Regions from separate parts of the Homo sapiens genome. Here region 1 is linked to region 2. Evidence: read pairs that join two places in POLR2A ChIA-PET (ENCODE). Cell type or tissue: A673. All regions are shown on one strand. Each heading gives the region's core, and the rest is flanking DNA. Links, peaks and the distances in the headings are about the cores only.

What was found. Peaks named below come from ENCODE experiments on the same cell type or tissue, not always from the same donor. Only the 100,000 strongest peaks of a DNase experiment are listed, where the experiment ranks them.
Region 1: POLR2A ChIA-PET joins it to region 2 with 5 read pairs; 4 of 35 experiments call an interaction of 5 or more read pairs at or near these places.

Annotation. Positions count from the first base shown.
Region 1 is chr5:140,982,601-140,996,726 of GRCh38, reverse strand. All of the region lies in intron 3 of PCDHA1 (protocadherin alpha 1), which reads right to left. All of the region lies in intron 3 of PCDHA2 (protocadherin alpha 2), which reads right to left. All of the region lies in intron 3 of PCDHA3 (protocadherin alpha 3), which reads right to left. The region is part of intron 3 of PCDHA4 (protocadherin alpha 4); the gene reads right to left. It also overlaps PCDHA5, PCDHA6, PCDHA7, PCDHA8, PCDHA9 and PCDHA10, and 7 more genes. Among named protein-coding and RNA genes, the nearest start is that of PCDHAC2, 23 kb to the right of the region's middle. In A673, for the core only: no CTCF peak of the experiment used is centred there; a DNase peak (open chromatin) is centred at 10,436; H3K27ac peaks cover 2,317 bases.
Region 2 is chr5:141,044,220-141,059,287 of GRCh38, reverse strand. PCDHB1 (protocadherin beta 1) reads right to left here and starts at 7,914. Exons shown (of 1, transcript NM_013340.4): 1 at 1-7,914. The coding sequence starts at 7,817. The coding sequence ends at 5,361. PCDHB1-AS1 (PCDHB1 antisense RNA 1) reads left to right here. Exons shown (of 4, transcript NR_105056.2): 2 at 1,438-1,538; 3 at 8,118-8,409; 4 at 12,722-13,083. It also overlaps PCDHB@. RefSeq lists an enhancer at 7,505-8,333. In A673, for the core only: no CTCF peak of the experiment used is centred there; no DNase peak of the experiment used is centred there; H3K4me3 peaks cover 1,487 bases.

The sequences.
Region 1 (14,126 bases), core at 6,127-14,126, 65 kb after region 2:
TTCTTCTGTAATTAAATCAAAGAGATAGAGGTTCAGAAGAATACTAGCCCAACATGGTTCAAAAACTAGCCTGCACCCAGGATTAACTACATAATTTGCAGGAACCAGTGAAATTTGCCAAATGAAAATGGGGGGAGGCGGCCCTTGTTAACAAATTATCAAGAACTTCAAGATAGTGACAGCATAATATCAAAACACACAGGGCCTTTCTAAATGCTGGGCCCCAAGAAGCCAGACTTGCCCAGGCCTGAGCACTACTGGGTTCCTCCCTTAGCACCACAACTTGACACTGACTATTCCCAAAGTTTTCACACTGCCTGCCCCACCTGAAACTCTATGAGGCATTATTTCAGCCGACAACAAAATGGCTTCTGACTTTGGTTGGGTTTTCAAACTTTTCTTCTCTACCCTCCCCCCTTACTTTGTTACAATCTGTGCTTCTTGAAATTTGGCAGCAATCCCAGGCTCTGTGTTGCTGTCACTTCTCAGCCTTGAGCAACCATTTCTAGACAAGTAGTGATATCCTTGCATTGAGGGTATAAAATGGAGGTGCTGTCAGCACATTGCAGTATAAGGAAGGCAAGATAATGGGAGAACCCTCTACACCACCCTGCACACTTCCATACCATTCCATGTAATCTAGCAAAAACATCTTGAATCCTCTTTACTGTGTGCCAAGCACTGTGTTAAGTGCTAGGAGCATTAAACTGAGTAGTAATAGTTCTGACGACATTTTTGAGTGGCTACCATGAACTAAGCATGGTTCTAAGCATTTTGCGTGCATTATGTCATTTAATACTTACAACAGCCTATGGTCTCTCCTCTTTTATACATTGATAAATCTGAAGCACAGGTTGCACAATTATTAAGTGATACGATAGAAATGTGAGGCACTGTGCAATGCCAGGCTATCTCCCTTCAGAAACTAACATGAGACAAATTTTAAACCTGCCCTTCACTCTCCACATTTTCTCAGACATGATATACCAAATCCACCAGGATTACCTAAGAACATTTCCAAGCCCAGCCCTTTATTTAACAATTAAAAAAAATGCTGCATTTACTTCCCTTTTCGATTCTCCTTTTCTAAACACTCCAAAGTTTCCAATATTTGGTTTGGGAGAAGAAAAACACTAAGTTAAAAGCTCATAGCTCATCTTGACATATTATTCAGTACAGTGATCGCCCCTTATTTGAGGTTTGATTTCTGAGGCTTCAGTTACCCACAGTCAACCTTAGTCTGAAAATATTAAATGAAAAATTTCAAAAATAAACAATTCATAAGTTTTAAATTGCAAGCTGTTCTGAGTAATGTGATGAAATCTCGAGCCATCCCGCTTTATCCTGCCCAGTACGTGAATCATCCCTCTGTCCGACCTATCCATGCCGTCTACACTACTCACCTGTTAGTTCACTTAGAAAGTGTCTTGGTATCCGACTGGCTGTTTTGGTATCAAAGGGCTTGTATTCAAGTACCCTTATTTTACTTAATACTGGCCCCAAAGCACAAGAGTATTGTGCCTAATTTATAAATTAAACTTTATCATAGGTGCACCTATGAAAGAACATAATGTATATAAAGGTCAGTACTAAATGAGGTTTCAGGCATCCACTGAGGGTCTTGGAATGTATCTCCACAGATAAGTTTGGATTGCTGTAGGTTGATTTTTGAAAATTCAGTAGAGTTAAGGAAACTTAAAAGAATCTTCTTTCCTAAATATAAACAAACCAACTAACCTTCTAGTGGGTCTCCATGGCCAACAAATGAAACTACAAATTATTTAGCAGGATGTTTAAGGTCCTACAAAATCTGATTCCAGTCTACATTTCTGATCTCATTTCCTAACATCTCTTTATTCTACCACATCCATCAAATGCACTCATCTTATTAACCCAGACTACACAATTCAGTTTTTTGTATTTTGTTTTTGCATGCACGCATTGTTTCCTTTGCCTGGAATTCTCTTCCTCTCCACATCCTACTTGCCATCCTGCAATACCCAGTATTTTAAATTTTTTTTTGAGACAGGGTCTCATTCTGTCACCCAGGCTGGAGTGCAGTAGTGTGATCTCAGCTCACTGCAACCTCCACCTTCCAGGTTCAAGTGACTCTCGTGCCTCAGCCTCCCAAGTAGCTGAGACTACAAGTGCATGCCACCACACCCGGCTAATTTTTATATTTTTTTTGTAGAGATGGGGTTTTGCCATGTTGCCCAGGCTGTTCTCAAACTCCTGGGTTCAGGCAATCCACCCGCCTCAGCCTCCCAAAGTGCTGGGATCACAGGTGTGAGCCACTGCGCCCGGCCTCAATATCCAGTATTAAATGTCAAATAATCTCTGACTTAGTCCCCTGAATTTCCAATTCCATCTTCTGAGGTCCCACAACATCCACTGTTCATGGTTGCTGAGAGTGTTTGGGCCCTGTGAAAACAATCTGGGGACTGTCTCAAGAAAGGCAGCCTAGCTTACCTTATTTACCTAGGGTTTGAATTGATTATAACATAGACAGACCCTGGGTCCCATTCTGGACCAACAGGCCCTGGTGGTTTGTCCCAGCTTCCTTCCCCTTCGTTGACCCTACCTACGTAGGGCATTATTGTCGCCCTTATCACATGACAATGTAATATTTCCATCATATTTCTTTACATTTCTCCCTTCACCATTAGATTTATAAGGGCAGGACTGTGTTATATTTAATATTATATCTGCATCACCTAGAACAGAGCCTGGCCTGACCTAAGTGCTTAATAAATGTTTGATGATGACTACAGTCATGTATCACTTAACAATGGGGATATGTTCTGAGAAATGCATCACTAGGCATTTTTGTTGTATGGACATCATAGAGCGTACTTACACAAACCTAGATGGCATAGCCTACTACATACCTAGGCTATATGGTATAGCCTATTGCTCCTAGGCTACAAACCTGCACAGCATGTTACTGTACAAAATACTGCGCAATTGTAATATAATGGCAAGTATTTGTGTATCTAAACATAGAAAAGGTACAGTAAAAATATGGTATTACAATCTTATGGGACAGCTGTCACATATGTGGTCCATTGTTAACCAAAGTGTCATTATTTGGTACACGACTATATATAGAGGGTCCCAACAAAATTCTCTATTGGAGCCAAGCCAAGAAAAGCATCCCTAGAAAGGATACTATATACTTCACTTCTCTATCTCTCTCTCTCTCTGTCTCTCTCTCCCCGTGTGTGTGTGTGTGTGTGTGTGTGTGTGTGTGTGTGTGTGTGTGTGAGAAAGAAAGAAGGAGAACAGGAATGAATAAGGATTTTAAAAGAGAAATGCTGATGAAGGTGGTTAATGATGGAGTTTCAGGGACCCGGCTGGGAGGTAGTTTTTGTGAGGATCTTCGTAGTGCCCTTCAAATCACAAACACTTAGAAGGTATTATCCTGGAGGCAAGGTTGTGACCCTGGGCAAGAAAAGACCAAAGAAGCTAATTTATATATCTAAATCCCCAGATTCAGAGAGAACATACCAAAAAGCTAAAAAAATTAGCTTTAGTGAGTTTCCCTCTAAAGAAATTTCCCAAAGGCAAATATTTAGAATCCATTTATACTTGTTGCAACAGAAGGAAATTGATGTGACACTGACCGCTGAATAAACATAGCCCTGCTGATTGCAGACTGCAGGAACAGCAGTTGGATTGACATCTTGATGACACACGGAGCCCACAGGGGATGCTGGACTCTGGGGAGGCTCTTTCATGGGTCCCATGGCCTAATCATTGTCAGCAGTATAAGGGGTGATTTAATCTCCAGTCAGAGCTGCTGTAAGTATGGAGAGGGCCTAAGCTTTGGAGATATCCAGCTTGTTTAGAATATCAAGGAGGGAGCTAGAGTGAAACTGGTTGTTATACAAAATGTTCCCAAAAAACAAACACATCCTTAGATACATATGGATCCATAAAATTGACCCTGAACCATCCCACCCTCCTATCCCCAACACAGGAAGCATCACAGGAAAAGCAGGTGGGATTTACGAATACTGGCAGGAACATTACCCACCCCTCAACCCCTAACACACACATACACACCAATCAGGCTCTTTCTTCTATTTTCCAGGGAAGTTCTGGATATAATCTGCTTTCACTTAGACACAGACGCTAGATGCATACAAGGCAGGCAATATGTGTTGCCCCATCTCCTGGCATCACTTGTGACAGTGACTTTTCCATTAGCTACCATGCCCCAGGATTGAATCCTTACAGATTGGCCTCTGGGTGATCTAAAGAGTACTGTCCTCTGCTGCCTGCTCCCAACTCTTGGAACAATATTCTTAGACCTGGGGCAGAACAATATCTCTAAGTCCAGAACACAATAATGTAATGGGAACCATTTTTCTCCTCTCTCCACATTTCCATCTTTGCTCTTAGAAAAGGGAATGCCCACCAAAACAATACTCCCATCCTTTGCAGGGATGTGCTACGAAAAGAACTTTCATCTTTAGCTCTACTTCCTTCCTTACTCTTCCCAGGAAGGGAGAGTAGTTTATCTGATTGGATAGATCACTGAAAGCATGATTTAAATGGATCACACTTCTTGATTGAGCAAAGTTAGCATCATCAGTCACTGTTCTTCCATGACACATCTCACCTTAATTCTCTTTCTCTACTCTAGCTCATTCTCTACTGAAATTAACTTACACACACACACACACACACACACACACACACACACAGAGCCACCTCTGCCTGAACATGAAAGACCGGGTGGTAGGCAGAATAATGGCCCCACCAAAATGACTGCATTCTAATTTTAGAACTTGTGAATATGTTATGTTACATGGCAAAAGGGATTTTGTGTTAATTTGTTATGGCAGCCCTAGGAAACTAATACAGATTTTGGTATCTGGAAGTGCGGTTCTGCCGTTATAAATGCCTAAAAATGCGGAAGTGGCCTTGAGATTGGGAAATGGGCAGAGTCTAGAAGAATTTTGAAGAGCATGATAGAAAGAGCCTACATTACCTTGAACAGGCTGCTAGTAGCAATATGCATATTAATGGCTCTACTAGAGAGGACTCAGAAAAAAGTGAGGAGCAAACCTAAATTGTCATGAACAGATTGTTATTACAAATATGGCATTAAAGGTGCTGCCAGTGAGGGCTCAGGTAGAAATAAGGAGCCTGTTATTGGAAACTAAAGGAAAGTGGATCCTTGTTATATAGTGGCAAGAACACACCTTGATTTTAGCCAGTGAAACTCACTGTGGACTTCTGACTTCCAGAACTGTAAGATAATACATTGTGTTGTTTTAAGCCATGAAGTTTATGGTTAATTTGTTATAGCATAATGGGAAATAAATACAGACACCCTACAGTTGGCCTAGAACTCAGACAGTAAATAGTCTTTTCCAAGTTACCAAGCTATTCCCTTCATGTATCATGCGGGACAAGATAATAGTAATGTGTTAAGTGTATAGAGTTCAGCAGCAAGCAGACATGAGTTCAAATACTGCCTTTACCACTGCATTTATTAATGAATTTAACAAAATTTATTGAGCATCATTGTGTGCTAGGCATCCTGCTTGACAATGGGAATACAATGGTGAGCAAAAAACATTTTTACTAGCTGTGTGAATGTAAGAAAGCCACTTAATTCTTATGAGCTTTAATTTTTTTATCTGAAACATGGGAATAATAATGTACTTCTCTCAAAGTTAAGTATGCAACATATGTAAAGTGCTTATCACAGTTCTCAATAAATGGTAGCTATTGTCTTCCTTTCTCTTGTTCTAAGAGACTATTTCTACAGTCCAGGAGGCAACAGTATGGGATTTAAAGACTTATAAAACTTGACCCAGCAACGACCCACTCACTGGAACATACACTTAAAATACAATGTCCTCAGGGCTCTATTTTTGCTAATAGGCTTTAGCTGAGAGAAGGGAGCTTCTTCTGTATTCCATGGTTCATCGTCCAACACAGAGCCAAATTTACAGGCTCAAAGGTATCCACCCTAGGGCTGTTGATATACCTAGTGATGCTCTTATCCCCATAAATCTGGACTCTCCGAAAGCAGCTTGGTGTGCATCTAATGTAAATCATTCATACTGGCTGAGGCTTCTAGTCTTACCACAGACCTTTACGGTATTCATCTGACTCCAGGTGATTATAGGAAAAGAGATCGAACAGGTGTGTGTTCTTGGGTAATACAGTATCTATGATGCACAGTCAAAAAAGACAAGAGAGAAGACTTGGGGAATGTCACCTCACTATTCAGCTTGATACATGATACCACCTACAGCAACAGCTCTGGACACAAGATTGGGTCAATGCTGGTTGAAAGCCCAAGCTGGTGAACCTTCTTGGAACATCACCAACAAATTTGCTTTATTAGATTTTCTGTACAGGGCAGGCTTTACTTATTTTTAAAGTTTGTTTGGTTGGTTTTTTACAGACAATGGCATCGATAATCTCAAGACCCGGGGTACATTGTTTGGTATCCAGCAGACAAGGAATACAACGCTAGTTACAATAAACTTCTCTTTGTTCTCTTTCGGGTCCACATTTGGTTCTTAAAAGTCACCTTTTCATACCCTAACTTTCTATTATTATGCCTCTTGAGTCTGACTTCTACAGAGCTCTCAATTTCCTGTTTCAATAGTAGCACAAGCATCCTTTGTCCCCCTTATTTCCTTTAAGTATTACCATCTTCAGGACTGACTTCTCCCATCCTTTGCCTAGCCCACGCCCTTGGAGATAGACAATTTCAGGCAGGGCTGTTGCTGAGGAAGCTCTTGGTCTCACCGAGAAAAACGTGGAATGTCATCTATCTCTGCTCTCCCTCTTTTTCTGATTGTGAATAACGGAGACTCCAAGTGCTGAGGCAGAGAAAGATTCCTCTCCAGTCCACACACTCATTGACAGGCTTCCTGGCAGTGACCAATCTTATGGCCCTTTCCTGGGGGCCTCTAGTCTCTAGCCAGTGCTTGAACTGAATATGTTTCTCCAGATTAGGCAATGGCCTTTTCAACTGCAAAGCTGACTGCCTCTGAAGATAAAATTTTCACGTTCCTTTGAAATCTGGGCAGAGTTTCTTTTAAAATATTGCCATGAAAGACCCTTGCTGTCACTAGGACAGACTTTCATTTTTAGTTTACTTGTGTCAGTGAGGCTGAGGACAGGGCTTGCCGGAGCCACAAAACGTAAAGGAATTACAAACTATCTTCCTCCTCTGCCCTCAACTCAGGTTATAAGCAGGTCTTTCTTGTTCAAGCACCTCCCAGGAGGAGTTCCAAGCCTAACAATTCTAAACAACCTCAGCAATTTTTCCCACAGAGTGAAGTGCAGACTCTCCACCCTCCATATCATCTTTCCCACAAAGCTCTCAGTCACACAGGTGACCTATCACCTTTGAGCTGAGTCAGGTGGCAAAGTTGGTGAGACCCTACTTCCTTGGCCCTTTGTGACACTGAGATGTCCCCAGCAGAAACTTGAATCTCCCTTTTGACAAGGGGCTTAAAACTTCAGCTACAAAGAATGGTGTATAAAGAAAGCTAGAAGGGAGGGTAATTCAGAAACTCTCCTGTTTTATGCAACACTCTTAAACAAAAGAAGGGATAAAGTGTCTTATTTTTCTAAGATATATTCAAAAGTTGTTTCTCCTGACAAGGTTTTCAGAGGCCAGACTGTATTGCCTCAATGTAGCTGGCATATTAAAGGAATCAATGATAACTGAAGAAACTATAATAAGTCTCTATTTCCTTACCCTGCATTAGCCTGCTTCTCTCCATCGTGGGGCTTGAAGGAAACTGCAGCCTAAGAGAACAGTGTTGTTCTATTCTCCTCACTACACCCTCTAAAATGTTATATCCAGGATCGTACATCTGAGTGCACATGAGACTGGATAGGTTTCAGGAGACACGTGATCTCTGTTTGGGGCTACTGTTACGGAAGAAATTCTTCTATTATGTATCATGGTCTTAACCATGACTGTATTCTGCCCAGGCCACCAATCCTAGAATAATTACTATGGGGCAAATGAGAGGTCCAAGAAAATACAGAGCGTCTAGGGAAAGAATTATCTTAGAGTCTATTCATAAACAAAAATGTTTAATTTCAGAAAACCAGGACATCTCCATTCTAGTCTTTTATTTACATGACCATTAAAAGTGGAAGGTACAGAGTGTTTTCCCAAGAAGAAGATGAAGAAAGTCATGAATGGATGGAGCCAGCAGAGACTTAAGTAAGCTTCATGGCTTCTCCTAGGTAGGGGATGCTAATTCCCCTTCCCACACCCTTGCTTCCTCCCTTCAGGTCAATCCAAAACAAACAAATTCTTTACATAAGCTGCGAAGAGAACTCTGGCAAACACAATGAGTTTCACAACCCCAGAAAGTAAAAGTGCATCTTAAAAGGACTTACTTTCCTCGGGTAGAGAAAGCCAAGCCAAGCTGGCACTCCTGGGCTGTCAGATGGCAGGTGACAGCGAAGGATACTCACAGGCGGGAGCTGCCCCACTCACATAGATCCCTGATCTCATTTTTTTTTCCTAATAAGGATATGCACACACCTCCCAGGACTGTCATTGCTATGACAACGGCAGAAGTTGAGGTTGAACAGGTTAGTGGAACAGCATGCTTTCTAAATTCTCCAACAAGGCCCGAGGCTGCACTCACTCATGAAATAGAAAAATTCATGTTGACAGTGCTCCTAAACAGATTCTAAAAAACTTAAGAATCATGCTTTCTTTCTGGGGAAGGATCAGAGATGGAGTCTCCATGGAGTCTTTCCATGGGGAGTTGGTTTTGTCAGACAGGTAAGAATCCTTGAGACAATTAAGAATATAAATCCCCATATAAAACTAGGGCACATAAACTGTCCATTTTCCACAGAGTAAAGAGATGTGGCAAATCAGGGCAAAAGCAATCCCCTAAGGAAACAAAGAGACAGGCACTTTAAAAAAATCTTCTCTATAGCAGATTCTTCCCACAGAGAATACTCAGAACAACCTGGGTCTAAATTTTGAAGCTGTAGGATAGACTCATACCTGGAAAAATCATTTAAAAATAGCTACTATTTACTAAACCCTGATTGTTCTTCAGATTCTGCAATATGTGTGCATTATCTCATCTAATTCTTCCAAGAACCCTATAAGGTAGACACCACTATTCTCCCCATTTTATAGAGAAAGAAACTGAGAATCAGGAAAGTTAAGTAATGGTCCCAGGAACATACAATTACTGAGTGGCAGAGGTAGAATTCAGAAAGGGTCACTGACTCCCAAGCTTGAGCTCTTAACAATTATCTCTCGGGCATGGGGAAAGGCCCCCTGCTTCTCACAAGAACCATAAACAGATGGCTTCCTTGCATGCATTCTGACCCTGTAATGATATAAGACAACCTCAGGAATATTTACCTTAGACCAGTTCTTAAAACTTCACAGTACATTGGTATCACATAGAAGGCTTGTTAAAACATAGACTGCCGGGTCCCATTCCTGAGAATGTCTTTCTTTCTTTATTTATTATTTTTTTTTTTTTTGAGATGGAGTCTCACTCTGTCACCCAGGCTGGAGTGCAGTGGTGCAATCTCAGCTCACTGCAACCTCCACCTCCCGAGTTCAAGCAATTCTCCTGCCTCAGCCTCCCGAGTAGCTGGGATTACAGGCACCTGCCACCACGCCCAGCTCATTTTTGTAACTTTAGTAGAGATGGGGTTTCGCCATGTTGACCAGGCTGGTCTCGAACTCATGACCTCAAGTGATCTGCCTGCCTTGGCCTCCCAAAGTGCTGGAATTACAGGCATGAGCGACCACACCCAGCCTCCATCCTGAGAATTTCTGATTCATTAGTCTAGGATAGGGCCTAAGAATTTGCATTTCTAACAAGTTTCCGGGTATTGTTGGTGTTGCTGCCCCTTTGAGAACCATTGTCTAAACCAAAGTTCTCTAACTAAGACTCACTGCCTTAGTGGCTTCCGCTACCTAATTAATCTTTCACTGTTTAGTCCCAGATCCCCTGGGGTCTTGAGAAGCTATAATGTTATCTTCTGCAGTGCTGTGTGTTTTGAAACTTTCTGAACTCTTCTGAAAACTGTGAGCATCTCCCACTCTAAAACTAATGTACTGTTGCCTTAGGTAAGGCCTGAGATCCCTTGAAATGTAGAAAGAGGAGCTGGAAAAACCAATAACAGATAACAAAGCAGCCTGGCCCACTGAAGCCAGGCCAGTTCCCTCACAGGCAGGGGCAGTCCTTTTATAACCTGGGATTGCCCTAGGAACTGATCACAAGAGGGCATTCATTAAAACCTCTTCAGGGCATTAGTACTCATGAAGTTAAAAAGAGCTGTAACATGAGCGACTGGCCCTTTAATGTCCCTCCCCCCAAAACGCATTCCTCCATCTGAAGAAGAGGCTGCAACTGTATTCCCTGCATTCCTGATTTAGCTAATTTTCTCTCTCTGCTCAGTCTCAAGGGAAGCTGAAAGGAAATAAGAAAGCCTGTGGTCCGGGTCTGCTCACACAGAGGGGAGGCTAGAGAAAGGGGCCAGTAATCAGGATTAACCAATTTAATGCCTGACTTGTTTATCCTGCAGAAAACATTACTTGGTGATGCCCTTGTTGATCCTTTCAGAGTGTGGCATCTTTATCTTAGGCTTTTGCAGACTGTGAAAATAAATGAACAGTTTCTTTAAAAAGCAAAAGAATTCATCAGTGAGGCCAGGCGCAGTGGCTCACGCCTGTAATCCCAGCACTTTGGGAGGCTGAGGTGGGCGGATCACGAGGTCAGGAGATTGAGACCATCCTGGCTAACACAGTGAAACCCCGGCTCTACTAAAAATACAAAAAATTAGACGGGAGTGGTGGCGGGCGCCTGTAGTCCCAGCTACTCAGGAGGCTGAGGCAGGAGAGTGGCATGAACCCGGGAGGCAGAGCTTGTTGTGAGCTGAGATCGTGCCACTGCACTCCAGCCTGGGCGACAGAGCGAGACTGTCTCAAAAAAAAAAAAAAAAAAAAGGAATTCATCAGTGAAGGAAAAATAACTTTAAGAAACACATATGAACGAGGATTAGCGTAAGGCAGGCCCCACTTCCTTTATTCAGCCATTGCAAGTGTTGGGATGAGAAGAGCAATACACAGCTGGTTCACGGAAAGGGCTCTGAAGCAAGTATAAGGAGGCTTAGGCACCAGAAAGAAGCCTTTTGGAAGCAACTGCATCTTCACCGTGAAGCTTTAAGGGCAACAGAATCAATGAAAGGCAGGCTCTATTTGAGTCTGGAAACAACCAAATTTTTTGGAGCATTTCCCTTTTCTTCAGGCAGCAACTAATAAATCCTCCTCACTCCATTTCCAGGGGAACAGTTGGGGTGACTGGATTATATAGACCCAGATAACCTCAGAGGGTCTATATCTGGGCCTGCAAATGAGAACTACTGAATTCTGGCCACCAGGCTATCAGCCAACACTATATCATAGATTGCAGAAAAGTAGTCCAGAAAGAAAAAAGAGTAAGAAGATTAGGCCAGGCGCGGTGGCTCACGCCTGTAATCCCAACACTTTGGGAGACCGAGGCAGGCGGATTACGAGGTCAGGAGATTGAGACAATCCTGGCTAACACGGTGAAACCCCGTCTTTACTAAAAACACAAAAAATTAGCCAGGCTTGGTGGCACACGCCTGTAGTCTCAGCTACTCAGGAGGCTGAGGCAGGAGAATCACTTGAACCCAGGAGGCAGAGGTTGCTGTGAGCCGATATCGTGCCACTGGACTCCAGCCTGGGGGACAGAGCGAGACTCTGTCTCAAAAAAAAAAGATTAGACATTTATTAACTATATGTCAAGCACTATGCTCAGTTCTTTTTTTCTCCTTTAGTTCTCATGGTAACTCAATAAAATAGGTGTTATTATTATTACTACACCCAATTTACAGAAAGGGTAATTAAGAAAATATGAATTCAGGCAGTTTGTCTATGCTCACCCAGCAAGTAAGCTTGGGATTAGAATTCAACTCAAATCTGACTCTAAATCATAATCTTAATCTTTATGCCATATTCCCTCCAAGCAGTGCAGAACATATATTGAGTCCTAAAAACCTAAAAGTACCAGAAGGACAGGGAGAAGGCAGAGAATCCCTTTAACTTTACACCACTGATGCAGAGGTATGTATTGAAAAGTATGATTAGGTTGCCATGGAGTAGTTGGAAGATGTAAGCTCTATCCAGCACAGTCCATGAAGACTGTGACTCATGCATCAGCAGCCAGGCACAGTTCTGGATAAAATGGGTTATACAAGAGGGGCTGGGACAGTAAGAAAGGGAACAAGGGAGATCCCCTTCTCTATCTCTGTAAAAAAGATAGGTTCTCAACATTTTTTGAATCTGAAAGAGGGACTTGGCCAGATGTATGAAATATCAATACATGGTTCCTATTCCACATTTGCCTAGGAATACACACCAACCAGCATCACCAATGGGAGGGAGAATGTATTCAAAGTTAGTTTGTGGCTTACCAGGTCGACCTACAATGCCTCCATAAGAGCAAGAAAAACTCTGAAATAAAGGCAAGGTAGAAAGTCATGATTTCACGTGGCTTCTTTGGGAAGTTCTCACCTTCCCAGATGCCTCCACATCCTGCAACACTTGGCAGTCTAAAACCACTTCCTCCTCCATCATTTCTTCACTCCATCGTTGGCACTGAGGGTACAGATTTGTCAATGAACTATTTTATGTTTTTCCCCTTGCAATCTGGCAATATTAGCTCTCTAATGAATTGCTTCAACTCGTATATTTTTTGGACAAATGTGACTTTTAGTTGAATTGTGCAACATCCATAAATAGCAAATCCTGGCTGATTAGAATCAACGAATGCCCTTAAAGTTGCCAGTAAAAATGGGCCCTTAGCTGCATGTTACTTAATAATTTGAAAGGCATCTGATTATTTTTGGGAAAAAACCTTTTACACACACATTCTGTCATCTGTTATGTATGTAGATATGTATTTGAATTTGAATGGATTATTGCAAGCCAGCCATGTTATGAATATAAGTGCTAGATATACTTGGATTTGAAACTAAACACATCTGGGTTTGAATCCTACCCTCTGCCACTTACAAGCTACGTGAACTTGGGTACATTTCTTAATCTCTCTGCCTCTCCAGTTTCTCATATGTAGAATAGATGTAATAAATCCCTTGCAAGCTTGACTTAAGGAATAAATGAGACCACACATACAATGTACTTGGCACAGTGTCTAGGCATATTATGGCTTAATAATTAGTAACTACTATTATCATCATGATGTTCTATTAATAGAGGATTAGAGTAGACACAATTTGTGGTCTCTACCAACACTTAATCTTCCCTTTCTGAAAACTGCCACAGCGATGGGCCTCCAAAGCCATATTTCTATTACATGACCCTGCTTTAGTGATAGGGCAAGAATAAGGATACCAAGCAAATGTGAGTTTAAGCAATTTTCCTATACTCACCCAGCCATTAGGTTTTTTACACAACTTAGCAGGTTCTCTTTCCTGAAAGTTTGGATTAGGAAATAGTCCCTATTATCCCTCTAAACTAAGAAATTGTGAGGCGGTCATGTTTGGCAACATGCATGCCAAGGCACTAAAAGTCAGTCTGCAGAATGTTGTTGATGTGCAGAGAGAAGCAGATTGACTTTGACTTGAACTCAAAACAATGCCTTGGTTCCGATAATTTTCCACTTCCATGAGAAACCATCTTCCTTCCTTCCTTCCTTTTTCTTTCTTTCCTTCTTTTTCTCTTTCTTTCCTTACTACTTTGGGTGGGTTTCCATAGTCTTCAACCAAAAGATCTTTGTTAACAGTGTCATCTCTGTGCATAAGGCCACCAGATCTTCTCTGCATGGCTTGGATGACCTAAGCATTTGAAAGGTACCTGATTTAAACAAACAAACAAACCCCAAAAACTTCATACACACACACACACATGCACACATGCGTGCACACACACTTTCCTTGTTATCCTTTTTCAACTCCTGAAGAGCATTAGGTATAAAATCAAAATAATCATATATGTAAGGAAATCATGTATGTATGGAAAAAAGGGAATAACAAAAATATAAAAGAAAAAGAGCCATCAACATTCCTGATCTTACAAAAGTAGGTCATCTGATCACTTTCCA
Region 2 (15,068 bases), core at 3,520-11,519:
ATTTTTTGTATATCTGTAAGTCTAATTTCAGCATATAAGTCTATTTTTAAATAGTATCTCAGGTATATATAGCTTAAACTATATAAACATGTCTGCACAACAAATTTTAAAATTTTCAGTTTATATCTATTTTAAAATGTATGACTAATTTAAAATTATGTTAGTATAATTTTCATTTAAAGTTAAAACTTTATGCATGAACCTTAATGGGGTTACTTTATGATTGTTTAAAATAATCTAACATGTAGAGTTACAAAGAAATACTAATTTTGATAAAAATGTATTCTATATGGATAATTCCAGTCTTAAAAATCTGCTCTTCATCTCAGATAAAAGAGTTTGCTGAACAACAAAGTAAATGATAGGATTAGTTTGTAACCCAAATAATAGAGGAGATATCCAGGTATCCTTATGTAAAGAAATAACTAACTAAATAAGTGGGGGGGAAAGTAACAAGTTTTCCTTCCAGAAGAATTTTAATTAATGTAAAAGGAAATAGAGAAATAGAAAATCACCATTAGAATGCCACAATATTAATTGCCACAGGAAATATCTAGCAATGGATACTAAAATTGGTTTAAGCAGAAACATCATATTTGCATAGTTTCAAAGCATATCCCCCAAGTGTTTATTAATTACAAAGAGAAAAAAGTAACTTTATAGTAGAGAAACGTGGCAGACATTATGTTAACCAAGCGATCAAAATTAACATCACCTTAACATTACTTAAAAATGGCTAACATACTTAAAAATGGCTAACATGGTACATTTTATAAGTTCTTTACCACAATAAAAGAAAAAAGATTAATATCACCAGTAGTGTGACATTGGCATCACATACCTGCTGACGTGATGCACTGAAAAGGATACAATATCATTTCTGCAGTATTTTTCCCAATAATGCATTACCTCAGTTTAATAATGAGAAAACAAAGAATCCCAAACTGAGGGGCATTCTACAAATAACTGGCTAGTACTCTTCAAAAATCTCAAGTCATGATAGACAAGGTAAGAGTAAGGAACTGTCACAGGTGGTAGAGACTAAGGAGCCATAACAAATGCTTTGCAGGATCCTGGATTGGATCCTTGAATAGAAAAAGGACATTGGGGGAAAACTGTTAAATTTGAATAAGATCTGTAGTTTACTTCATAGAATTATACCAAGGTTAATTTCTTAATTTTGATAACTACTATGGTTATATAAGATGTTAGCATTCCGGGAAGTTAGGTGAAGGATATACAGGAACTATCTATAGTATTTTTGCAATTTTATGAGTCTAGAATTATTTCCTAATAAAAAGCCTTTTTGTACAAGACACTTTTCAAGGTTCTTAGGTTATAGCTTTGAATACATAGAAATAGTTATAATATCACTTGACACTTTGGAGAGAGTAATTGCCCTAATTATTTCCATTCTTTGTCTTAATTTGCTGATAGAGACCTGGACTTAATCTCAGCTGGTGTACAGAGTTCTCTCCAAAAACAAGTGGCCTACTTCACATTCAGTGAATTGATATATTCTTATTTTAAGTTATCAGGTAGGATTGGAATTTTCTTGGGAACTTGAAGTCTGAATAAAATTAGAGTGACAAAATTTTCACCTAAGGCAAAAATAAGAAAAATGGTGGCAAAATAATTTTTTATTAAATCGATACATTTTTTAAATTTAAAGGATGGTTTCTTTTATGAGATTGTTATCTTACCTTTTTTTTTCTTTTTTCTTTTTTTCTTTTTTTTTTTTTTTTTTGAGACAGAGTCTTGCTTTGTCGCCAGGCTGGAGTGCAGTGGCATGATCTCAGCTCACTGCAACCTCCACCTCCTGGGTGCAAGCAATTCTCCTGCCTCAGCCTCCCAAGTAGCTGGGACTACAGGCACATACCACCACACCCAGCTAATTTTTGTATTTTTAATAGAGACATGGTTTCACCATGTTGGCCAGGATGGTCTCCATCTCTTGACCTTGTGATCCATCTGCCTCAGCCTCCCAAAGTACTGGTATTACAGGTGTGAGCCACCATGCCCAGCCTATCTTAACCATTTTTATATTAAAATGCCATTTCGTTTATGGAATAATGGTGGCGTGAAGTGGTAGATTTTATCTCATTTAATGTGAAAAAATAAAAAGTTGACAAATCTACATCTTCTGTCCATTGTGTATGTGTGTATATATGTATTCATGAATTTCACTGCTATTTGAATATCAAAGTCTTAAAATCATGAATCTACACCATTTTCTTTTCCTATCCTTGACATTAAGCCAGTTTCCATTGATTATGTTCACATCATTAAGTGTAATGAAACACAGTTAATACAGTAGCTTTTACTTAAGCATGTTTTATTAACTAATTATTGCTTACCCATAAAAATTAATTCTAGGCTGGGCATGGTGCTGTAATCCTAGCACTTTGGGAGGCCAAGGCGGGTGGATCACCTGAGATCAGGAGCTCGAGACCAGCCTGGCCAACATAGCGAAATGCCAACATGGCGAAGCCCCGTCTCTACTAAAAACACAAAATTTAGCTGGGCGTGGTAATGTATACCTGTAGTCCCAGCTACTCAGGAGGCTGAGGCAGGAAGATCACTTGAACCCAGGAGACGGAGTTTGCAGTGAGCCGAGATCATGCCACTGTACTCCAGCCTGGGTGACAGAGCAAGACTTTGTCTCCAAAAAATAAATAAATAAATAAAAATTCTATCTCCTTTTTCATTTAAAGGAAATAGAAATTTCAGCATGCCTTCACCAATTGGAACACAAATACACTGGAACACTTATTCTATGTTTTGTGCAAGAAAACCTTTACTCTAAATCGGAATCATAACTCAATGTATGTAAAATATTTAATATTAAAAATAAAAGCAATTCATTGATATAGTGCATTTGCTTCATCTGTTCTTTAACATTTTAACATTGAAGGCAGCCATAGGTTACACCAGTTCTGCCCTAAGCATCTCTAACATCTAAAAAATAACAGCACTAAATTTTAGTGTATTCCTGGCCAACAGGTAAACAGCCAGGTGGTGCCATTAGGTATCAGTCATTAAGTCCAAGAATGAAGTTTGTATCAATAAACATGATTTGGTATATTTAAGAAGTATTTTAAAAGATAATGCTCTACCCTTAAAATACCAAGAGGATGTATTCTAGTGAGTCTGAATTTACACACATTTTTATAAAATAAGGAATATAATTAAAGCCTCATTAAAGCACACTTTTTTTTTTTTTGAGATGAGGTTTCACTCTTTTGCCCAGGCTGGAGTGCAGAAGTGCAATCATAGCTTACTGCACCCCTGAACTCCTGGGCTTGAGCAATCCTCCTCCTTCAGACTCCTGAGTAGCTGGGACTACAGGTATGAGCCACCATGCCCTTCTCTAAAGCAAACTTTTGACTTTCAAGGCACAGTTAGCAGTGTTGGGAGAATCCCTGAAATATGTTAATGTTTTAACATTGGCTTATTTTAGAATGAGAGGGCTCAGAATAGCTTATGAAATCAAACAGTGGTGATCAAAGAGAAGCTTAAGTTGTCTCCCCACTCCATTTCATTTTATGAATGATTTACTAAAAATGCCACTTTTTCTCAGTTTGCATGTGTTAACTTCAGAATACTCAGAGAGGAAAATGGCTTACAATCAAATCTAGTACTACCTGAAAATGTGTCTTTCCTTAATGCCACTTAATTAGTATTAATGAACTTTTTAATTTTAATGTCTTTTTATTTTATATTTGCTCTACAAACTACAAAATGGTTTACAATAAATGTTGTGTACACTTAATGGCACAAAATAGTTTAGAGTGTTCTGTAACACTTATTAACTACAGCAGGCCTTATGTATTTATGTATTTATGTATTTATTTTTATGTTTTTGAGACAGCGTCTCACTCTGTTGCCCAGGCTGGAGTGCAGTGGCACAATCTCAGCTCACTGCAACCTCCACCTCCCAGGTTCAAGCGATTCTCCAGCCTCAGCCTCTTGAGTACCTGGGATTACAGGTGCGTGCCACCACGACTGACTAATTTTTGTATTTTTAGTAGAGATAGGGTTTTGCCATGTTAGCCAGGGTGATCTCGAACTCCTGACCTCAGGTGATCTGCCTCCCTCCGTCTCCCAGAGTGCTGAGATTACAGCCATGAGCCACGGTGCCCAGCCGTCATACTTTATTTTTTTCCTCACCCACCCTCCATTTCCGTTTTTTCAAATAGATTTTCTCTGGGACTGCAAGGATAGACATCTGGATATAAAAGAGGGAGATTTGAGACTTGCCTATGGCTCCAAACAATCAAGAAATCAAATCTGGCTGGGCGTGGTGGCTTATGCCTGTAATCCCAGTGCTTTGGGTTTCCGAGGCTGGTGGATCACCTGAGGTCAGAAGTTCATGACCAGCCTGGCCAACATGGTGAAACCCCGTCTCTACTAAAAATACCAAAAAATTAGCTGGGCATGGTGGCGCATGCCTGTAATCCTAGCTACTCAGGAGGCTGAGGCAGGAGAATCGCTTGAACCCAGGAGGCAGAGGTTGCAGTGAGCCGAGATCGTGCCATTGCACTCCAGTCTGGGCAACAAGAGAAAAACTCCGTCTCAAAAAAAAAAAAAAAAAAAAAAAAAACAACTACATCTAATTTAATTTTGGAGAACATTCCTAAACTGAATCTCTTTATCCTTATGTCTGCCCTTATTCACATTTGCAAATAAGTGAAATCCTTTTCTTTCTCCACCCTTCCTCCCACCATGATTATTTGTGAAGATCACCATTTACCAGGCATTTCCATGATTATGATTATGAATGATTGCAGGCAAGGTATTGATCAAAGATAATCACTCATCAGGGACAAGAATTTAGAGATTCCTGAATAATAAACTATATCTCTGCTTGTCAAACCTAATCACTTCCCAATATATCAAAAAGGGAAGGTAGTTCTCTTCCCTATGCATGCATAACTTTCTACTGGAAAATAATTTAGAGGCAAATAAAAGGATCTCTCTATGGAACTAAGTATTTCCTGGGCCAGGACCAATGAACTTCTAAGGAAAATGTGAATAATGGCTTATTCATTACTTGCTAGCACAGAGATGGAAAAGCAGAAGTTCCTACCACATATGCATTTATAGAGGGTGACATTTCTTTAAACAGAATTCCAACTGGAGAAAGGGTTATAGATATATGATCTGGGGATCAGGATAACTGCTTTGTATTGAGTAAGCCTAGCCTCACTCTAGGTTTCCCATTTTCACCAAACTAAGTACTCTTATCTTTACTAAAGCTGCAATCTACTACCAGTTTTTGTTTTAATGAGGATGTAACATCTTTGCATACCAAGTATAAAATTTTGCTTCTCTTCTCTCACTGAGCCTGTAAATAGGAGCTACATATAGTCATCAGATACCTGGTCATGGCCCTCTAATCTCTGAGACTTATTCCTATCAGAATTTGGGGGCAAACTGGAGCCAGCCTCCATTTTTATCTCCCCAGTGGCATGAGGGAAAGGGAAGTTGGGCATAAAACGCTTAAGAAAGCGAAACTCACTATTACCAGTGCCAGTGGCTGAACACATTTCATATGGACAAGGCCGAGATAAGGATCCATTGCCTTGTCCTTGTACCAGGTTGTTAGAGAAATTACAGTCATCATAGAAATGCTCTTGAATTGTGAACTTTTCTCTATATTTAATCTTTTGGTAGACATGTATAATGAAGATCACTATGACAGAGAGGAGAAAGAGAAAGGAAAGGATGACCAGAGAAATGACCAAATATTTAGTGGATGGATTTACCTTTCTAGAATGCTTGGTTGGATCCTGGAACTGCAGGTAGGGCTCTGAAAAGCCATCTACCAGCAGGATGTTGAGTGAGACAGTAGTGGAAAGAGCTGGTTGGCCGTGATCCTGAACAAGAATGATCAATTTCTGCATCATGGGGTCTCTCTCAGATATCTGCCTTAATGTATGGATTTCTCCATTTTGTCTTTGAACAGAAAATAACCCAAGGTCAGTGGCCTTAAGTAGATGATATGAAAGCCAAGAATTCTGACCTGAGTCACCATCCACAGCCACCACTTTGGTCACTAGGTAGCCTGCCTCTGCAGACCTGGGCACCAGGTCATTGCAGGGCAAGGTGCCGTTCTGCAGTGGGTATAAGATCATTGGACGATTGTCATTGTCATCTAGGACAACCACTCTGACAGTAACTTGGCTACTCAGTGACAGGAAGCCCCCATCAGTTGCCTTTACCACAAATTGAAAATCTTGAATGGCCTCATAATCCATGGTTCTCAGCGCGTAGAGCTTCCCATTGCCTGAATTTATGGATATGTAAGCAAAGACTGAAAGATCTCCGTTTTTTGGAGGCAACAGAGAATATGTTATTTGGGCATTCTCACCCAAATCAAGATCCTCAGCATGGACTTTGCCAATAAAAACCGCAGGACTGTTGTTTTCTCGAACAGTCAAGATATAGGAATCTTCCCGAAATATTGGAGGATTGTCATTAACGTCGGATATTAGCACCTCTATCATAGTCTCGGCAGACAAGCTAGGTGGTCCAGTATCCATGGCAACAATGGTGATATTATAGCCTGAGACCTCCTCCCGATCCAAGCTTCTGTCAGTGACCAGTGAGTAAGAATTCCCAAATGTAGGTTTGATTACAAAGGGAAGGTCTTCTCTGAGGAAGCAGGTGACTTTTCCTCCCACTCGAATGTCCCGGTCTCTGATAGTGAAAAGGGCTACTACTGTCTGTGGTGGTGAGTCTTCAGGGAGTGGGCTGGACACAGAGGAGACCATCACTTCGGGAGGATTGTCATTCACATCCACCACTTCTACCAGGACTTTGCTGTGGGCAGAGAGGCCTCCACCATCTGTAGCTTGAATGTCAATGTCGTATGTTTCAATGGCTTCAAAATCGAGGGGTCCTCTTAGTCGAACTTCTCCATTTTGAGGGTCAATCTGAAACGTCTTGAGAATTGCTTCTGGGTTTTGAGCTAAAGAGTAAGTTATCGCTTTGTTGGTGCCCTCGTCTAGGTCCACGGCAGTCACCGTGGCCACCAAAGAGCCATTGGGGCTGTTCTCTGATACCTGGGCTCTGTACACCAGTCGCGAGAACTGGGGCACGTGGTCGTTGACATCCAGAACCACCACGTGGATGTGAGCTGTGCCAGACTTAGGCGGGGACCCGCCGTCCACCGCCGTAATTGTCAAGTTGACTTCAGGCTGCTCCTCTCGGTCCAGGGGTTTGTTCAGCACCAGCTCAGCATATTTAGGCCCGTGGCTGCAGAAGCGGGTGTGCAGGTGGAAATACCCATTGGCACTCAGGGTGTAGTTCTGGAGACCGTTAAGGCCCACGTCCAGATCCTGGGCGCTCTGCAGAGGAAAACGTGAACCCAAAGGGGTGCTCTCCGGAATCTTTAAAAGCGGCTCCTTGTTTAGGAAAACTGGGGCATTGTCATTGATATCAAATACCCTGACCTCGGCCCGGAAGGACTGCAGCGGCTCCACCAGGACTACTTCAAAGTGCAGAACACAAGGGTCGGCTTTGCCACAAAGTGACTCCCGATCCAGTTTCTCCTTCACAAACAAATCTCCCGTCTTGCGGTGGAGCCGGAAATGCATTTTGTTGCCCTCGGAAACCAGCCGCGCCCCGCGCGCAGCCAGCTTCCCTACCTCCAGTCCTAGGTCCTTAGCTACGTTGGCCACAAACGAGCCGCTCTCCATTTCCTCTGCCACTGAATAGCGGATAGTTGTCGCATCCCCCACAGATATGCACAGAAAAATGAGAAGAGATCCCACTTGCCTGTTTTGCAAAGATTTTCTGCGCGTACCCGCCATCAGTTCTCACAAGCGCGCTCTCTGCAATCAGAGCCAACTGTTGCGGATATACTTTCACTTTTCTGCAACAGGTTACTGCAACAGCTGCTCTCCGCTTCACTAGCCTCTAACTGCAGCACCACCAAAGGCTAGCCGAGCCCATTAAGCTGTTTTGCACTTGAAAGAAAATTTGCATTGAGCGACTCAACTCCCCAGTCTAGCGAATGTATTAATAGATATGTTCTCATTCCGGAGAGTTAGGTAGAGGTTGAAAGTTTGTTGCCAAAGCAACAACAGACTCACCTGTTAATTCCCTTTCAGGAAAAAAAGTCCTTGGGAATTGAGAAGCCAATGAGATTAGTCGTTCAAGCTGAAGTCATTCTATCTGCTAGCTGTCTGGAGCCACTGAAGCTGTGGGCGAACAGCAACAAGTTTAAGCTACATCTGCACACTCTGCGGTCCATCCAGAGACCAAGAAAGAAGCACAAGGATCCTGCAGAGTCTTCCGAAGCCCAAGCCAAATATATGAGGCAGGGAGCTAGAGAATGTGGAGGAAGTGGTCAGTAGGAAAAGGAATGGGAACAGACATTCTCCTTCAGAAACTTGAGGTCCAGTAAGTACACTGACAGGGGACTAAGCCAACTGACCTCTTGATTTGCACTACGCTATCATGCTACTTCTACGTATTCGCTCCGCCCCCCTCCAAATATCTGTATACACGTGCACAAAGGGAGCAGCTGGCTTGTCACTTATGATTATAATGGCAGTAGTATTTATTGGATATGATTTCCATGTACTGAGACTATGACAAGTGATTTACATGCATTATTTAATTTAATACTTGCAACAACTATATGGAGTAGACATTATTAAAAAAAAAAAAAGACAAAGAAAGTGAGATGGGAGAGGTTATGTCAAGGTCCCCTACCTAGCAAATGTTAGAAATAAAACTCAATTTAATTTTGTCTGACTCCGAAGTCTATGCTCTTAATCAGTACACTACTCTGCTTCCCAGATAATATAATGAATAAATCAAATGAAGATAAATATTTGGTTTTGGATTTTAAAGCAAATAAAATAAGATTGCTTACACATATTGAAAATGACCTAATAGAAATATAGGAGATATTTGTTGAGTTTCCTTTATGATCATAGGATAATAGAATGTTTAATAAGACATTTCAGAAAGATGAGATCCAGTCTCCTTCTCACCCACTCTCCACTTTAAAAAAAAAAAAAAACAGATGAAGAAACTAAGGCCCGAAGTGATGAAGTCACTTGCCCAATTCATACAGCTACTCATGGCAGTGTAAGAACTAGAACTTGTCTTCTGATGCTGTCTCATGCTCATTACCTAAAACATTTGATTTCTCATTTGTGCTCAATACTTTATGTCCCAGGTGCTATAAAATTATGGCCACTTAACGGAAATCTAACTATATTTTCCAATAGGAAAAAAAGAATGAAAGTAGAAAGTGTACAGAACATTAATTACATCCTGACATGAGGGAATTAATGAATCTCTCAATCTCTGTCAGTTATTTTAACACCTGGCTTAAGTGTGCATCCTTAAACAGTTTAGTTTTGCCTCTTTTGAAAACTATATATCTTACTTGAGTATGAGTAGAAATAAAACAAAACTATGTATCAAGTAAAGTGTACAGTAGGTAATCCTTTGAATTTTGTTTCTTTCCCTCATTTTTTAGCTCAATGTAAGATTGGTGTTATCTTTAGCTCTAGTTCATTTATTTCCATTACCGTATAAAATACCAATATATTGTCAATGTCCTTTAGCTAGAGACCATCAGACACACACCTGTAGTTGAACAAAGTTATATTTACTGACTTATTATAACAAGGGAAGCTGTACACCATAGAGAGTCATGGAGCATCTCAGTGAAACGGTGTTAGAAAGAACATATATTTGGTCTTGTGTTAGATGATTTGGGGGAGGTTTGAAGCAGAGTGCTCTGGATTGGATGTCATCATAAGTGGAGTTAACTCTATGATGAGTATATTGATAATTCTTATGTAGAAGGTGAGAGGAAAGGGGTGAGGCTAACTCTGTGATTGGTAAGTAAGCTGAAGTGACTAATACTAGCCAGGACAGAAAGATGTTTGGGCATTTTTGTGGATTGGACAATACTCTTTTTTGTCTGTATTTAGACACACTTATGGTGTGCTCTCATTTTCCTCTTGCTCCATCATAGTCATGGTATGGCCTTGTCTGATACTGGTGTCCTATGAAATCATTTTTTGTTCAACAGAAGATCACTATGTCCTAGCTGTGAGTGTCAGGCCAGCTCCTAGCTCTCGTGGACTGCTTTTGTCTTTTTCAGTATGAATGCAGCAAAATGCATTTACCTATTTTATTATTCTGCTGCTCATAGCATATCATTGTACGTGTCACTTTGTGCACATGTATACACATATTTTGGGGGGGAATATATACATAGAAGTAGCATTGATATCATAGGATATGTTCTTTTCAGCTTTACGTGATGTCACCAAACTGCTTTCTAAGAAGTTGTACTGGCTGGGCGTGGTGGCTCACGCCTGTAATCCCAACACTTTGAGAGGCCGAGGCAGACCAATTATGAGGTCAGGAGTTCAAGATGAGCCTGACCAACATGGTGAAACCCCGTCTCTACTGAAAATACAAAAATTAGCCAGGGATGGTTGTGCGTGCCTGTTATCCCAGCTACTCAGGAGGCTGAGGCAGGAGAATCACTTCAACCCAGGAGATGGAGGTTGCAGTGAGCAGAGATCGCGCCATTGCACTCCAGCCTGAGCCACAGAGTGAGACGCCATCCAAAAAAAAAAAAAGTTGTACTGATTTACACTCTCATCAGCAGTGCAACTTCTAGTTGCTCAAATTATTTCCAACACTTAGAATTACTAGTCTTTTAAAATTTTGACCATTCTGGTGAGTGACTGTGTTTACATTTCACTGATTAATTTGCATTTCTCATTAATTATTGATGAAGTAGACACTATTTAATATATTTGTAGTCATTGGAATATCATTTTTTGGGAAGTTTTTGTTCAGTTCTCTTGCCTTTTTTTAACATTGCATTGTTTACCTTTTTTTCTATTAATTTCTATTACTTCTTTATGTTCTATGAGTCCTGAATATATTAAAAAAGATGTTTATGCTTAGTCAATATACATAAACAGAGAATAGCCTTGAGCAATTTCGATAGAAAAAAAAAATGGAGTATACTACCCACTAATGTTATTTAGCATCATCAAAAAGGCTATTGGGGAGGTTTTTTTTAAAAGGAAATATTTATTTAGTGATTCACAAATTATGCAGAAGCTTCTGACATCCTAGGAAGTCTTAATACAATCAATTTCAAAATAATTCATCAAAAAAATTGTAAGTTAACAAATACATTCTTGGCTGGGTGTGGTGGCTCATGCTTGTGATCCTAGTACTTTAGGAGGCTGAGGCAGGAAGATCACTTGAGGCCAGGAGTTTGAGACCAGCCTGGGTAACATAGCAAGACCCTTGTCTCTACATACATACATACATAAATAAGGCATGGTGACAAAGCCTGTAGTCCCAGTTACTTGAGGGGAGAGCATTGCTTGAGGTCAGGAACTTGAGGTTACAGTGAGCTATGACTGTACCACTGCACTCCAGCCTGGGTGACAGAGTCAGTATCTGTCTCAAAACAAAAAAAATTCTTATGAGGTGAAGTTTAAGCAATGCTGCTTTTCTTTTTTTATTTTCTTTTTTTTTGTTAGTTTATTTTTAACTGACAGATAAAATTAATCATAGACAACATAGTATTTTGTAGCATATTTATATTGTAGAATGACTAAATTCAGCTAATTAACATATATATTACCTCACGTAGTTATTATTTTTGTGGTGAGAATATTTACCATCCATGTCTTGGGCATTTTTCAAGAATATGGTACATTGTTATTAACTATAGCCACCATGTTGAATAATAGATCTTTTGAACTTATTTCTCCTAACTGAAATTTTGTATCCTTTTGGCTCTCCAACCTCTCCTTCCTCATCCCAGCCCCTGGCAACCACCATTCTACTCTCTAGTTCTATGAGGTCAACTTTTTAAGATTCCACGTATAAATGAGGTCACACCATTATGAAAAACAGTATAGAAGGTCCTCAAAAAATTAAAAATAGATCTACCATAGAATCCAGCAATCCCACTACTGGGGATATTTTCAAAGGAAATGAAATCAGTATGTTGAAGAGATATCAGCACTCCCATGTTCATTGCAATATTACTCACAATAGCTGAGATATGGAATCAGCCTAAGTGCCCATCGGTGGGTAAATGAATAAAGAAAATGTAGTATATGTACATAATGGAATATTCTTCAGCCTTCACAAAGAAGGAAATCCTGCAATTTGTCACAACATGGATGAACATGAAGGACGTTATGTTAAGTGAAATAAGCCAGGCACAGAAATGCTGCTTTTCAATTCAGTTCCTCTGAATCTTAATCTGTTTGGTTAGCCCCAGGCGATTTATTAATATCTGCTAGATGGAATTAAAATCCAAAATATTTTCTTTTTCCTTGGAAAATGTTAGGACCTTTAAACATGGTGGCAGTTTTTTTTTTTTTTTTAAGCCTGTATACTTTCTGGTGAAGGTAAAATTGGGAACCCACAGACTAAATCTACAGCGTCGTAGCTTGTAAAGTCAGGATCAAAACCTACATGTTGGGAAGAGGGACAACCCACAGTTAGTAGGATATCATGAAGTTTTGGGAGAACAAAAATTCATTTCAAAACTGTATCTTAGTACTAACTTTTAAACTTCAAAAATCTTATTTCAAAATATTTCAGAGTTTTGGAAGAGTTACAAGAGTGTTTGTAATCACTTATGACTTACCCATTGGCTTACCTTAACTAAACTTTAATAAGGCTTCTCTTCTCCCCACAGGTCCCTGAACTTTAGCTGGCCCCAAAACTTGAGCAAGCTCTAAAAAGCAGAACATCTCCCACTTAACAGTTTATTCTGAGAACTGGCCAACCACAGGAGGGAAAATCATATCTCCAGTTAAAGTGCCCTGATCATGCCATCTGCTCATCCTACCCCCTTTGCCCTGCTCCCACACAAAGTTCCTGCTAGCCCTGTTTACGTCTTCTTTTTTAAACTCTTTTTTTAAAATTTGATTTTTAGACATTTGAAGATTTCCATGGTCAGAGGGTCTGTAATAGTCTTTTTTGAATAAAGCTGCTCCTTACCTAAATCCAGATTTGTTTTCATTGAATATAATAATAAATGACCATATTACTTTCACCTAGATTTATCAATTTTGCTACATTTGTACACTTTCTTTTTCATATTTATCTATTACTATATTATGTAATACATTATATATGCACATACATTATTCAAAAATAGTTATCTCTTCCACAGTTTTTATGGGAGATGTATACCTCTTCACTCCAATGGTGCTGAGTTTAGCTGCATGATATGCTTTGACTTTACATTGGGTTCACTATACTTCCCTACCTCTTGACTTTGGAGTTGGCCATATGAGTTATTTTGGCCCTCAATGGGACGTTAAGAGTGTTGTGGGTTGAATTTGTCCCCCAGAAAGATATGTTGAAATCCTAACCACTGGTTCTTGTGAATGTGACCTTATTTGGAAACAGAGTCTTAGCAAATGTAATCAAATTAAAATGAAGTCAAACTTGATTAGGGTGGGCCCCAAATCCAGTGACTGATGTCCTTATAAGGAGAGAGATTTTGGAGACTCATGGACACACATAGGGAAGAAGGCAACATGATGACAGAGACAGAGGTTGGACTGATGCTGCTACAAGGATTGTCCACAACCACCAGAAACTTGGTAGAGTCAAGGAAGGATCTTCCTCTATGCCTTCAGGGGGAGTGGAACCCTGCTGACTTCTTGATTTTGGACGTCTAGCCTCCACAACTGCAGGAGAATAAAATTCCACTGTTTTAAGCTGCTCAATTTGTAGTCATTTCTTGTGGAAGCCCTAAGGAAACTAATACACAGAGTGAAGCAAGTTGTGCTTGCATAATTGGGCTTGTCCTTTTGCTCTTCTGCTACTTTCATAAGAACATTCTCTGGATAGTCTATTGATAAAAGAGTGATGAAAGACACGTGGAACAGCACTGGACACAACCTACATATTGAAGCGGAGCATGGCTGATCTCAGCCTAAATCTTCTGACCCCAAGATGCATCAATGGGAATCAATGTTGCTTTGAGCTACTAATTTTTGAAGTATTTTGTTGCACTACATTCTATGACAATAGCTAACCTATGTAATATGTAAACATTTTATTTTGGCATAGTTAGCTGTAGACATTATGATATCATTCCTAAATATCTCAACAGGTACCTCTTACAAACAGGGACAGTATCCTTCATAACCTCAATACAAATTATCACACTCAGGAAGTTTAACATGAATACAGTGCTATTATCTAATACATACTTCATATTCTAATTTCCCCAGTTGTTCCAAGTATGTTCTTTGTGCTGGTTTTTTTTTTTTAATGTAGGATACAATCAAGGATTGCACATTGATTTTAGTTGTTATGTTTCTCTAGTTTACTTTAAACTGAAACAGGGAAAACATTTTTATGATGCTGTTTTTTAATGACACTAACTTCTTTTTCATGACACCGCTGTTTTTATTTAGTTAGTTATTTATTAAAAAAACTTTTATTGTAGGTTCAGGGGTACATGTGCCGTTTTATTATACGGGTAAACTCATGTCATAGGGGTTTGTTGTACAGATTATTTCATCATTCAGGTACTAAGCCTGGTACCCAATAGTTATTTTCTCTCATCCTCTCTCTCTTCCCACCCTCTACCCTCAAGTAGGCTCCAGTCTCTATTCTCCCTCTTTAGGTCCATGAGTTCTCATCATTTAGCTCCCACTTATACATGAGAACATGCAGTATTTGGTTTTCTGTTCCTACATTAGTTTGCTAGAGATAATAGCATCCAGCTCCATCCATGTTGCCATAAAAGACATGATCTGGTTCTTCTTTATAGCTGCATAGTAGTCCATGGTGTATATGTACCACATTTTCTTTATTCAATCTGTTATTGATGGGCATTTAGGTTGATTCCATGCCTTTGCTATTGTGAATAGTGCTGCAATGAACATTTGTGTGCATGTGTCTGTATGGTAAAATGATGTATATTTCTTTGGGTATATAGCCACTAATGGGATTGCTGGGTCAAATGGTAGTTCTGATTTTAGCTCTTTGAGGAATCACCACATTGCTTTCCACAATGGTTG